Linked DNA regions of Homo sapiens: region 1 is linked to region 2. Evidence: read pairs that join two places in POLR2A ChIA-PET (ENCODE). Cell type or tissue: HepG2. All regions are shown on one strand. Links, peaks and the distances in the headings refer to the core of each region. The heading gives the core; the rest is flanking DNA.

What was found. Peaks named below come from ENCODE experiments on the same cell type or tissue, not always from the same donor. Only the 100,000 strongest peaks of a DNase experiment are listed, where the experiment ranks them.
Region 1: POLR2A ChIA-PET joins it to region 2 with 5 read pairs; 6 of 35 experiments call an interaction of 5 or more read pairs at or near these places.

The regions. Positions count from the first base shown.
Region 1 is chr17:50,502,466-50,508,445 of GRCh38, reverse strand. MYCBPAP (MYCBP associated protein) reads right to left here and starts at 7. Exons shown (of 19, transcript NM_032133.6): 1 at 1-7. RefSeq lists a silencer at 12-301. In HepG2, for the core only: no CTCF peak of the experiment used is centred there; a DNase peak (open chromatin) is centred at 4,175; H3K4me3 peaks cover 478 bases.
Region 2 is chr17:50,685,148-50,689,147 of GRCh38, reverse strand. It overlaps ABCC3 (ATP binding cassette subfamily C member 3), which reads right to left. Exons shown (of 31, transcript NM_003786.4): 30 at 1,418-1,612. Among named protein-coding and RNA genes, the nearest start is that of ANKRD40, 21 kb to the left of the region's middle. RefSeq lists a silencer at 1,506-1,800. In HepG2, for the core only: no CTCF peak of the experiment used is centred there; DNase peaks (open chromatin) are centred at 1,677 and 2,277; H3K4me3 peaks cover 1,662 bases.

The DNA.
Region 1 (5,980 bases), core at 1,981-5,980, 180 kb after region 2:
AAGCCCTGCGGGCCCGGCCTGTGACGCCACAGGCGGCGCCGACGAGCGCCGTGACGTCACCAGCCGGGCGGGGCGGGGCGGGGGACCCGGGCGAGGACCCCCGCGAGTTGCGGGAGCCGAGGGCTGGGTGGGAGTGGCTGGCTGGTAGGGGTGCATGACCCGCCTCGCCCCGCCCTGCTGCTAGGCCACGGGGGGCGGGTGGGGCGTCGGGGGTGCCAGCCCCTGCTTCCCGCCTTCCTCGACTAAGGCCACATCCTGTCGAGGGACCTCCCTCTGCCCCCCTCACAGCGGTTCTGGGGGGGGATCGGGCCTTTCAGGACGTGCTGAAACCCCTTCGTGGCGTACCGTAGGTTTTAGGTGTCCCTGCCTGCCGTCCCCAACTCGCACCAACGCGCCTGGAGACCTCCCGGGTCCACGCTCGCTGCAGCCACTTTGGCCTTTCATCACTTCCCAAACCAGCCAAAACTTTTGCCCTGACTTGGGGCATTCTCACAGTCCTTGGAGATGCTGCCTCTGATTATTTTAAGTTTATAAACGCACCCGCTTTTTTCGCCTTCCCCTGGAGCCCTGAGGCATTCTGGGATTATTTCGGTTTTTTGTGTAGTTGCCTATTGTCAAACTGGCTCTCAGAATGTATGAGAGCAGGAGCTGCCTCAGGCCCTGCCCCCAACCCAAAGTTTAGCACTAGTAGTCAGGCAGTAAATTGTACCTCAAATAGTGAAGGGGTTCTAGAGCCAGACAATTGGGTTCTAATCCCAGCTATGTCGGCTTGTTAGCTGTGTGTTCTTGAGCCAATGCCTTGACCTAGAGAGCCGGTTTTCTCTGCTGGGCACAGTGGTTCAGGCCTACAATCCTAGTGCTTTAGAAGGCTGAGGCAGGAGGATTGGTTGAGGCCAGGAGTTCAAAATTGACCTGAGCAACGTAGGGAGACTCCATTCTAAAAAAAAAAAAAAATTTTTTTTTTTTTTTTTTTGAGACGGAGTCTTGCTCTGTGCCCAAGCTGGAGTGTAGTGGTGCCATCTCGGCTCACTGCAACCTCTGCCTCCCAGGTTCAAGCGATTCTCCTGCCTCAGCCTCCTGAGTAGCTGGGATTACAGACGAGTGCCACCATGCCTGGCTAAGTTTTGTATTTTTAGTAGAGATGGGGTTTCACCAGTTGGTCAGGCTGGTCTCGAACTCCTGACCTCGTGATCTGCCCGCCTCGGCCTCCCAAAGTGCTAGGATTACAGGCGTGAGCCACCGTGCCTAGCCTAAAAAAATTTTTTTTTAATTAGCTGGCTTTGGTGGCCCACACCTGTAGTCTTAGCTACTCTGGAGGCTAAGGCAGGAAGATTGCTTGAGCCCAGGAGGTCCAGGCTGCAGTGAGCTCTGATTGCACCACTGTACTCCAGCCTGGGCAACAAAGTGAGATCCCCATCTCATACATCCATACATACATATATACATACATAAAATGGAGGTCATAATGCTGCTCTCACAAGGCCACTGCCAGGGTTAAATGAATATGTATGTATTTCTTTTTCTTAGCGAGTATCTCACTCTGTTGCCCAGGTTGGAGTGCAGTGGCACAATCATAGCTCACTGCAGCTTCAAACTCCTGAGCTTAAATGATCCTGCTGCCTTAGCCTTCCGAGTAGCTGGGACTACAGGCATGTGCCACTGCACCCAGCTAATTATTAAATTTTTTGTAGAGACAGGGTCTTGCTATGTTGTTCAGGCTGGTCTTGAACTCGTGGGCTTAAGCGATCCTCCCGCCTTGGCCTCTCAAAGTGTTGGGATTACAAGCATGAGCCACCTCACCTGGCCTGAGTGTGCATTTAAACTACGAAACAGGGTGCCCTCCATAAACTGTAGTATCTTCTCAGTCAATTCTCAAAATCATGCTGGGGTTGAAGGGAGGGGACACATTATAAGCCCATTTTACAAACGGAGAAACTGAGCTCCAGAGAGAAGGGTGTAATGTCACCTGACTAGCGGGAAGCACAAATTGAACCTGGTTTTCTAAAGTCCAAGGCCAGGGCTCTTTGAACCCTGTCTCCTGGGACATTTCTGAGTTTGCAAGAGCTGCCCCAGACAGCGGAGGAGCTAGAGACGATGCCAGCAGTGCTGGTGAATCCCTGAGTTCCCTGTGTGTTGCCCGTTGCTGGGTCCTGCTCCAGGGCCATGGCCCCTTCTTCACACTGCTCTAGACCTTGCTCTCCTTATGACTGAGGCATCCTCCACGGACAGCCCCTCTCCTGCTCTCCGAGGCCCAGGCTCTGGCTTCCCTCTACCCTCTAGAGAATCCCCAGTTCCGTTTACTTCGCGACTGAGCACTTATGATCCAGCAGGCTAGGTGCTGTGCCATGTGGGTCCTCCAGGAAGCAAGCACTGAGATGAACATAGGACCGCAAGAGGTTTATTGCGGAGAGAGGGGGTAGTGGCAAGGCCGGTGAGGGAGAGGAAGCAGGAAAGGGCTGGGAGAGCCTCAGACTGTGCTGCAGATCTAACAAAGTCTTGGCCAACCCAGCATGTCCTCTGGGCAAAGAATGTTTGTTAGAAGTTGTCAGCTAACTGCCCTCCTTGAGGGTGAATGGCAAGTTCTTTCTTGAAGGGAGACAGGAATGGCTCACCTCCGTGGCTGTCCCAGAAGCTCTGTAAGATATGGAGGAAAATAAGAAACATTTCCTCTTGCCCTCTAGGAGCTCAGAGTCCACTCTAGAGCAAAAGACAAACGCTCATGAAACTCTAATCCGTGCACCCAGTTTCAGGAAGAAGGCCTTTTAACTTTGGGAAGTTACACAGCTTGTGGGTGGCATGTTTGGGAGCAGGACAGAGGCTTGGGGATTGTGACGGGAGGGTTTGGTGACCAAAGGACAAGGGAAGAAGCAGGTAGGGGAGTATGTGGTCAGGCAGGCATGCAACCTGGCTGGGCTCTGCCACCAGCCCCTGAGTGACCTTGGACAGGTCTCACCCCCTGTCTGTGTCCCAGTATCACCATCTGCATCATGACATGAAGGGGTCCAGACCAGATCAGAGCTGCTTCACCTTTTGAGAAGCCAATCAAACCTAGGAATCTTCTCCTGAGAAACGTGCATTTGACTTTTTTTAAAACTGTTGTAAAATACACATAACATAAAAGTCACCATTTTAATATATTCAACTGAGTGACATTTAGTACACACACAATGTAGTGCCACCATCACCACTACCTACACTACCTACATCCAGAATGTTTTCATCATCCCCAAAGGAAACCCTCTACCAGTCATTCCCCAGCCCCGACCCCCATCCCCTAACAATCGCTAAGCTCCTTTCTGTCTTTACTGATTTGCCTATTCTTGATACTTCATATCAATGGAATCATACAATATTTGGCCTTTTCTGTCTGTTTTTTTTTTTTTCACTTAACACGTATCAGTGACTCCATTCCTTTTCGTGGCTGAATAATATTTCGTTTATGGGTATACTGTATTTTGTTTATCCATACATTTGCACATCTGATTTTGCACATGACTTTGTATTCAATTCCAGAGATTCCCTGAAGCTCACTGATGTGCGACTGGGGTGGGGGTAGAAGAAGGTCAGAGTGCTTTAGACACAAAGTGGGGTCATTTGAAAGTAGATTTCCAACTCTAATGTGTGAGCTCATGGGGTAGTCATTAGCTGCAATTTAGGAACCACAGACTGGATATGAGGGGGGCCTTCTTAGAGGAGGTAGCACTTCTTAGAGGAGGTGGGCCACTAAATAAAGAGTTCAATGGGTAGTTCAGGGGGCAGGTACTCCAGGTGAGGACACAGAAGGTACAAAGGCCTGGAGGGGGCTGGGCATGATGGCTTGTGCCTATAATCCCAACACTTCGGGAGGCTGAGGCAGGAGGATCACTTGAGCCCAGGAGTTTGAGACCAGCCCGGGCAACATAGTGAGACCCCGTCTCTACAAAAAAATTTCTAAAAATTAGCCAGATGTGGTGCCATGCCCTTGTGGTCCTAGCTACTCAAGAGAGTGAGGTGGATGCATTGCTTGAGCCTGGGAGGTCGAGGCTGCAGTGAGCTGTGATTGCGCCACTGCACTTCAGCCTAGGGTGACAGAGCAAGACTCTGTCTCAAAAAAAAAAAAAAAAAAAAAAGCCCAGTGTGTGTAAAGCACAAGCTCAGATGACAGCATCGCTTCACCAGCATAGCTCCCGCAGTCTCCTCCCAGCGCCACAACTCTGAGCAACTTCCTGGAGCCCAGGGAGGAGGAGGTGGTGGCTAGGTTGACAGAGGACACGGCATAAATTATTGCTTCATGTCTCTGTTTATTTCCACCCATCCAGGTGCTGAGCATGTCGTCAGCTACTCCTAAACAGCCTCCCTAAATAGAAAGCGCATTTCCTCCACAGACCGCATCATCCATTTCCCAGGGACAGCCACCCTCCTAAAGACTGAGGCTCGGGGTCATCTATTCTCCAGCCCCTCACATCTGATCCCCCTCCCGGTTCATCCTGCCACTCTGTCTCACTTTCGCATACCCACCTGGCCTGCTCCCCTATTGTTTCCATTGTGCCTCCCCAACCAGGTCTGACCACCCCCACACATAGCTGGCTGATGCCCCTCACATCTGCCCTCACCCACTCACATCTGGCAGCTGCACCCCTTAAACAATGCATCACATCACTGCCCTCCTTACTACAACCTTGCTCAGCTCACACTCAGCAGGAATCTCACATTCTTCTTAGCCCCAAACACAGGACACAGCTGGACTCTGCTCCCAGAATGGACTGACTTCAGCTTCAGGGATGACACAGAGACTCTGGGACCTTCTTAGGAAGGACACAAGGAGGGATTTTCAGAGGCTTTGGAGTACAGTGTGTGTTTGCTTCTCAACTTTGCCCCCACTTGGGCTGTCTGCTTTAGAGTGGGGACAGTGAACTAGGCATGGTGGCTCACACATGCAATCCCAGCACTTTGGAAGGTCAAAGCAGAAGGATCACTTGAGCCCAGGAGCTTGACACCAGCCTGGGCCACATAGTAAGACCCCGTCTGTACTAAAAATAAACATTTTGAAAATTAGCCGGGTGTGGTGTTTGTGTGTGTCTGGAGTCCTAGTTACTCAGGAGGCTGAAGCAGGGGGCTTGCTTGGAGCCCAGGAGATCAAGGCTGCAGTAAGCTATGATTGCACCACTGCACTCCAGCCTGAGTGACAGAACGAGACCCTGCTTCAAAAAAACCCAAAGAAACAAAAATAGAGTGATAGACTGGGGACAGTGCCTGTCTCACAAGGTCACAGTCACCTTCTATTGCCTCATCCTTTTTGTCATCCTCAGAACTCCTACACATACACTTCTGTGGGATCTGTCTGCCCCGCTAAAGCACAAGTTCCAGAGGTGCAGGAGCCTATCTGTCGGCTTCATGGCTGTGTCCCCCATTCCTGGCTGGCACATGTGGGCCATCCTAATGGATGGGTGTAGGGAGCCTGCAGGAGCATCAGTGAGCCTATGGTCGCTGCCTTCCATGATCTGTGGGGCAGGGAGAGAGCTGGCTCCTCCCATGCAGCAGCACCCAGGGGCAGAATCACAAACCACAGCAACATACTCCTAAGAAGACTGCTATGAGAAGACAGTTCTAAGAATCAGGGCTCCCTCTGAGCATGCAGGAGTTCCTGCGCCGGTCCAGTCAGCCTGGGCTGCTGGGGAGGACACGCCCAAGATGGATGGACATTGAGTTCTGGGCTCTGTCCCGTGGACCTCCACCAAAAAAATGGTTCTCTGCCTGCACCCCTCCATCCTCGCTCTGGGCAGAAGGCCACCTTCTGAGGGCAGATTCAGGGCTGAGGGAGCTGGTTCACCTTGGGGACTTCTTCCTAAATTGTGGGGGTAGCTGAGGAATTGTCCTTCTCCATCGGTGAGAATAGTGTTCTAGTGATGCATGGCTGGGAACTGAGGGGGCAGATGCTGAATCAAAAGCCCTGGGCCTGAGTCTCTTTTTAGCTGTGTCACCCAGCACGAGGCCTCCGCTC
Region 2 (4,000 bases), core at 1-4,000:
GTGGCGCAAACTCTGCCTCCTGGGTTCAAGTGATTCTCCTGCCTCAGCCTCCTGAGCAGCTGGGACTACAGGTGCCTGCCACATGAGAGGCTAATTTTTGTATTTTTAGTAGAGACAGGGTTTCACCATGTTGGCCAGGCTGGTCTCTAACTTCTGACCTCAAATGATCTGCCTGCCTCGGCCTCCCAAAGTCCTGGGATTACAGGTGTGAGCCACCGCGTTGGCCACCATTTTTTTTTTTTTTTGAGACAACGTCTCACTCTGTCACTCAGACTGGAGTGTCCTGGCGTAATCTTGGCTCACTGCAATCTTTGCTTCCTGAGTTCAAGCAATTCTCTGTCAGCCTCCCGAGTAGCTGAGATTACAGGCATGCACCACCACATCCGGCAAATTTTTGTTTTTGTTTTGTTTTGTTTTGTTTTTAGTAGAGACAGGGTTTCTCCATGTTGGCCAGGCTGGTCTTGAACTCCTCACCTCAAGTCATCCGCCCTCCTTGGCCTCCCAAAGTGCTGAGATTACAGGTGTGAGCCACTGTGCCCAGCCCTCATTGACTACGACAATCCCACGAAGCATCATTTTCATTTGAAACAGGCTCAGAAAGGTTTTGCAAATTGCCCAGGGTCACACAGCAGCCTGGGACTCCAGACACAGTGCTCTCCCCACAAGGCTCAGCTCCTCATGGTGCTGTCACGGTCCAGCTGCCACTTGAGTTGCTTCTTCATCTGTGACCAGAGTGGCTGTGAGACACCAATAAGGTGAGGGACATGCAGGCACTCTGCCAGCAGGTTTCTTAGGAAGTGATGGGACTCAGCATGAAGCCTCCAGTTCCCCTTACATTGCCTCATGGAGGAGGCAGGATGCAAGTGGCCTGTGCACAAAGACAGTGCCTGTGGAGCCCAGTGTGCCCTTCCCCATGTGTTAGAAAATGTCATTGTTGAAGCTGGGCGCAGTGGCTCACGCCTGTAATCCCAGCACTTTGGGAGGCCGAGACAGGTGGATCACTTGAGGTCAGGAGTTCGAGACCAGCCTGGCCAACATGGTGAAACCGTCTCTACTAAAAATACAAAAATTAGCCGGATGTGGTGGTGCACGCCTGTAATCCCAGTACTTCGAGAGGCTGAGGCTGCAGTGAGCCACTGCACTCCAGCCTAGGCAACAGAGCAAAACTCTGTCTCAAAAAAAAAAAAGAAGAAGAAGAAGAAAAATGAAAATGTCATTGTATACCCCACCCCTGAGCCCAGGCCACCCCACTCTGGTCTGCCCCTTATCCAGATCTTGGGAAACTCTGCTCTGCCTGCCATGCCCTAGCAATCCCAGGAACATTGCCTTGTTCAGATAACCCTAATCTGCCCTGCCCATTCCTGATGCCCCAGGTGGCCCCACCAGGTTCCCCATTGCTCAGGTTTCCGTGTCCCACCTGGTGTAGTCCATGATAGTGTTAAGCCGGTGTGCGATGGTCAGGACAGTGCAGGTATCAAACTGGGTGCGGATGGTAGCCTGGATGAGGTTGTCAGTCTCCAGGTCGATGGCAGCTGTGGCCTCGTCTAAAACCAGGATGCGGCTCTTGCGGAGCAGGGCTCGGGCCAGGCACACGAGCTGCCTCTGGCCCACGCTGGGAGTGGAGAAGGCAGGCATTTCCAGCTGGGGGCCTCCCACCTGCCTCTGGGCCTCATTCCCAGACCTGTTTCACTCCTCAGTGGCCCAGGACTGGTTTTCTGTCTGACTTCTCCCATTTCTGCCACAGCCCAGCCCTCCAGAACGGAGCAGAGGTCTGGACACCATTGGGATAATGAGGGGCCTTGGGGAATGAGCCAGTGCTAAAAGGCATTGTGAAATCCCTGGTCTGCTCTTGGCACCCTTGGCCTCCTCTCTCGGTGCTTTCTTCCCCATCCTTGCTTTTCAGCTAGTGCCGTGATGTTTCTCTGCTTCACTCTATCAGCCATTTACACCTTAGTAAGAACATACTTGCATGGCTCTTCTTGGATATTTGCAAATAGGCCACACGATGCCATCTTGCTGAGCCTAATATCACACAATTCAGGCAGTCACCTCCCACCCCATAGGGAATACAGGCCAGGGCTCTGCTTCTGGGACAAGAAAATGGCAGGGCAGAGGAACACCCGGGGACTCTTTGTGTCTGGTCACTGAGGAGGTAAAGGAGGAGCAGGACACACGCCTTCAGCCTCCTGCTCTGGAAGCCAGAGCCAGCAGACAAAACGAGGCTGTGTTCCCAACCAGAGGCCACAGCATCCCCACATCCAAGGACAAATACCTCAGCCCTTCCCAAAGGCGTGAGTCACCACAGCCGGAGTAAAGTCCGGGCTCTCTCCCTGGCCCATTCCCGCAACTAATGAAGGTTTTGGCAGCAGAATAAGCCGCCGGATAGAACTCAGGGCTGATTTATGGTGGAACTGGCACAGGACACAGGTTATACTTAAAGTGGCTACAAGCTCAGTGAGGGAGGAGGGGAGCTGATTTCTGTCTCTGATCACGGCATGTGTCGGGGTGGGGCATGCTCTGGGGGAAGTGTTGAGAGCAAGCAGGTGAGAAGAATGGATCAAGCAAGAGACAGTCATGGGGCACAGGGTCTGGAGAGACCATGTTTGTCCGCCAGCCACCCCCACGTGGTTATGTAAGTGAGAGCCACTTAAGATGCATATTTAGTCTTAAGGGCTGCGTGGGTGGCAAGGGAGTCCCACCCTTGGGATAATGAGGGGCCTTGGGGAATGTTGTCCAGGTGAGGGAGGTGGCTGTGATACAGCAAGGAAAGGTTTGGGACAGAGCCAGAGTCCCCGCTCTGCCCCTTACCAGCTGAACTGCTGCGAGGAAATCATTTCAAACCGTGGAGGCTCGTTTCTGGCCCACAGGACCATGGTAAAGATTAAAGGAGAAAGTGGAGGCCAGAGTGCTTTGAATATTGTTAAGTGCTGGGCAAATGTAAAGTTTTTTTTCTTGAGACGAAGTCTCGCTCGGTCACCCAGGCTAGAGTGCAGTGGTGAGATCTTGGCTCACTGCAACCTCCGCCTCCAGGGTTCAAGCGATTCTCCTGCCTTGGCTTCTCGAATAGCTGGGATTACAGGCGCCCGCCATCACGCCTAGCTAATTTTTGTGTTTAGCAGAGACAGGGTTTCACCATGTTGGCCAGGCTGGTCTTGAACTCCTGCCCTCAAGTGATCCACCTGCCTTGGCCTCCTAAAGTGCTGGGATTACAGGCGTGAGCCACTGTGCCTGGCCTTGTTTTAGTTTTTGAGGTCTGGGGAGGGTGCATGAGTATGGACTGAATATAAAAATGAAAATAGGGAAGAGGAGGAGGAGGAGGAGAAGATGGAGGGAAGGGAGGAGGGGAAAAGCTGACATTTTACAGGAGCATCCAAGCGAAGCGCTTTTCCTGTCATCACACTGACCCTAACACTGCTCTGTCCAGGTGGTAGCCACTGGCCCCATGTGGCTATTAGCACTTGAAATGTGACTAGTCCAAATTGAGACATTCTGTAAATGTGAAATATACACTGGATTTCAAACTTGTAGGAAGAAACGCAAAATATTTCTAATACTTATATCAATGATGTGTTGAAATAATATTTTAGATATATTGGGCTAAATAAGTTATAGTATTACAGTTTATTTTGCTTGTTTTTCCTTTTTAAAAAGTGTGGCTATAAGAAAAAAACATTAGCTTCATATGCATGACTTGCTTTGTTTTTTATTGGGCAGCATAATGCAAAGAGGTTTGGACTGTTATTATCTGCCTTTTAGAGTGAAAGAAAAGTAGGCACAGAGAGGTTAAGCAACTAGCCCCAAATCACACAGCTAGCACAGGTATAGGTATCTCCAACCTTTAGACTCAGTAAGAGGTGACTACTGGCCCCTCCAGTGCATAGCCCAGTGGCTGAGGACATAAAATCTGGGGCTGTAAGAAAGCTCTGGAGGGGAGAGGGCTTCCTCAAAGGGTTTTGGAATCTCCCAGAGCTGGTTCAAATCCCAGACCTGCCTTCTCCCA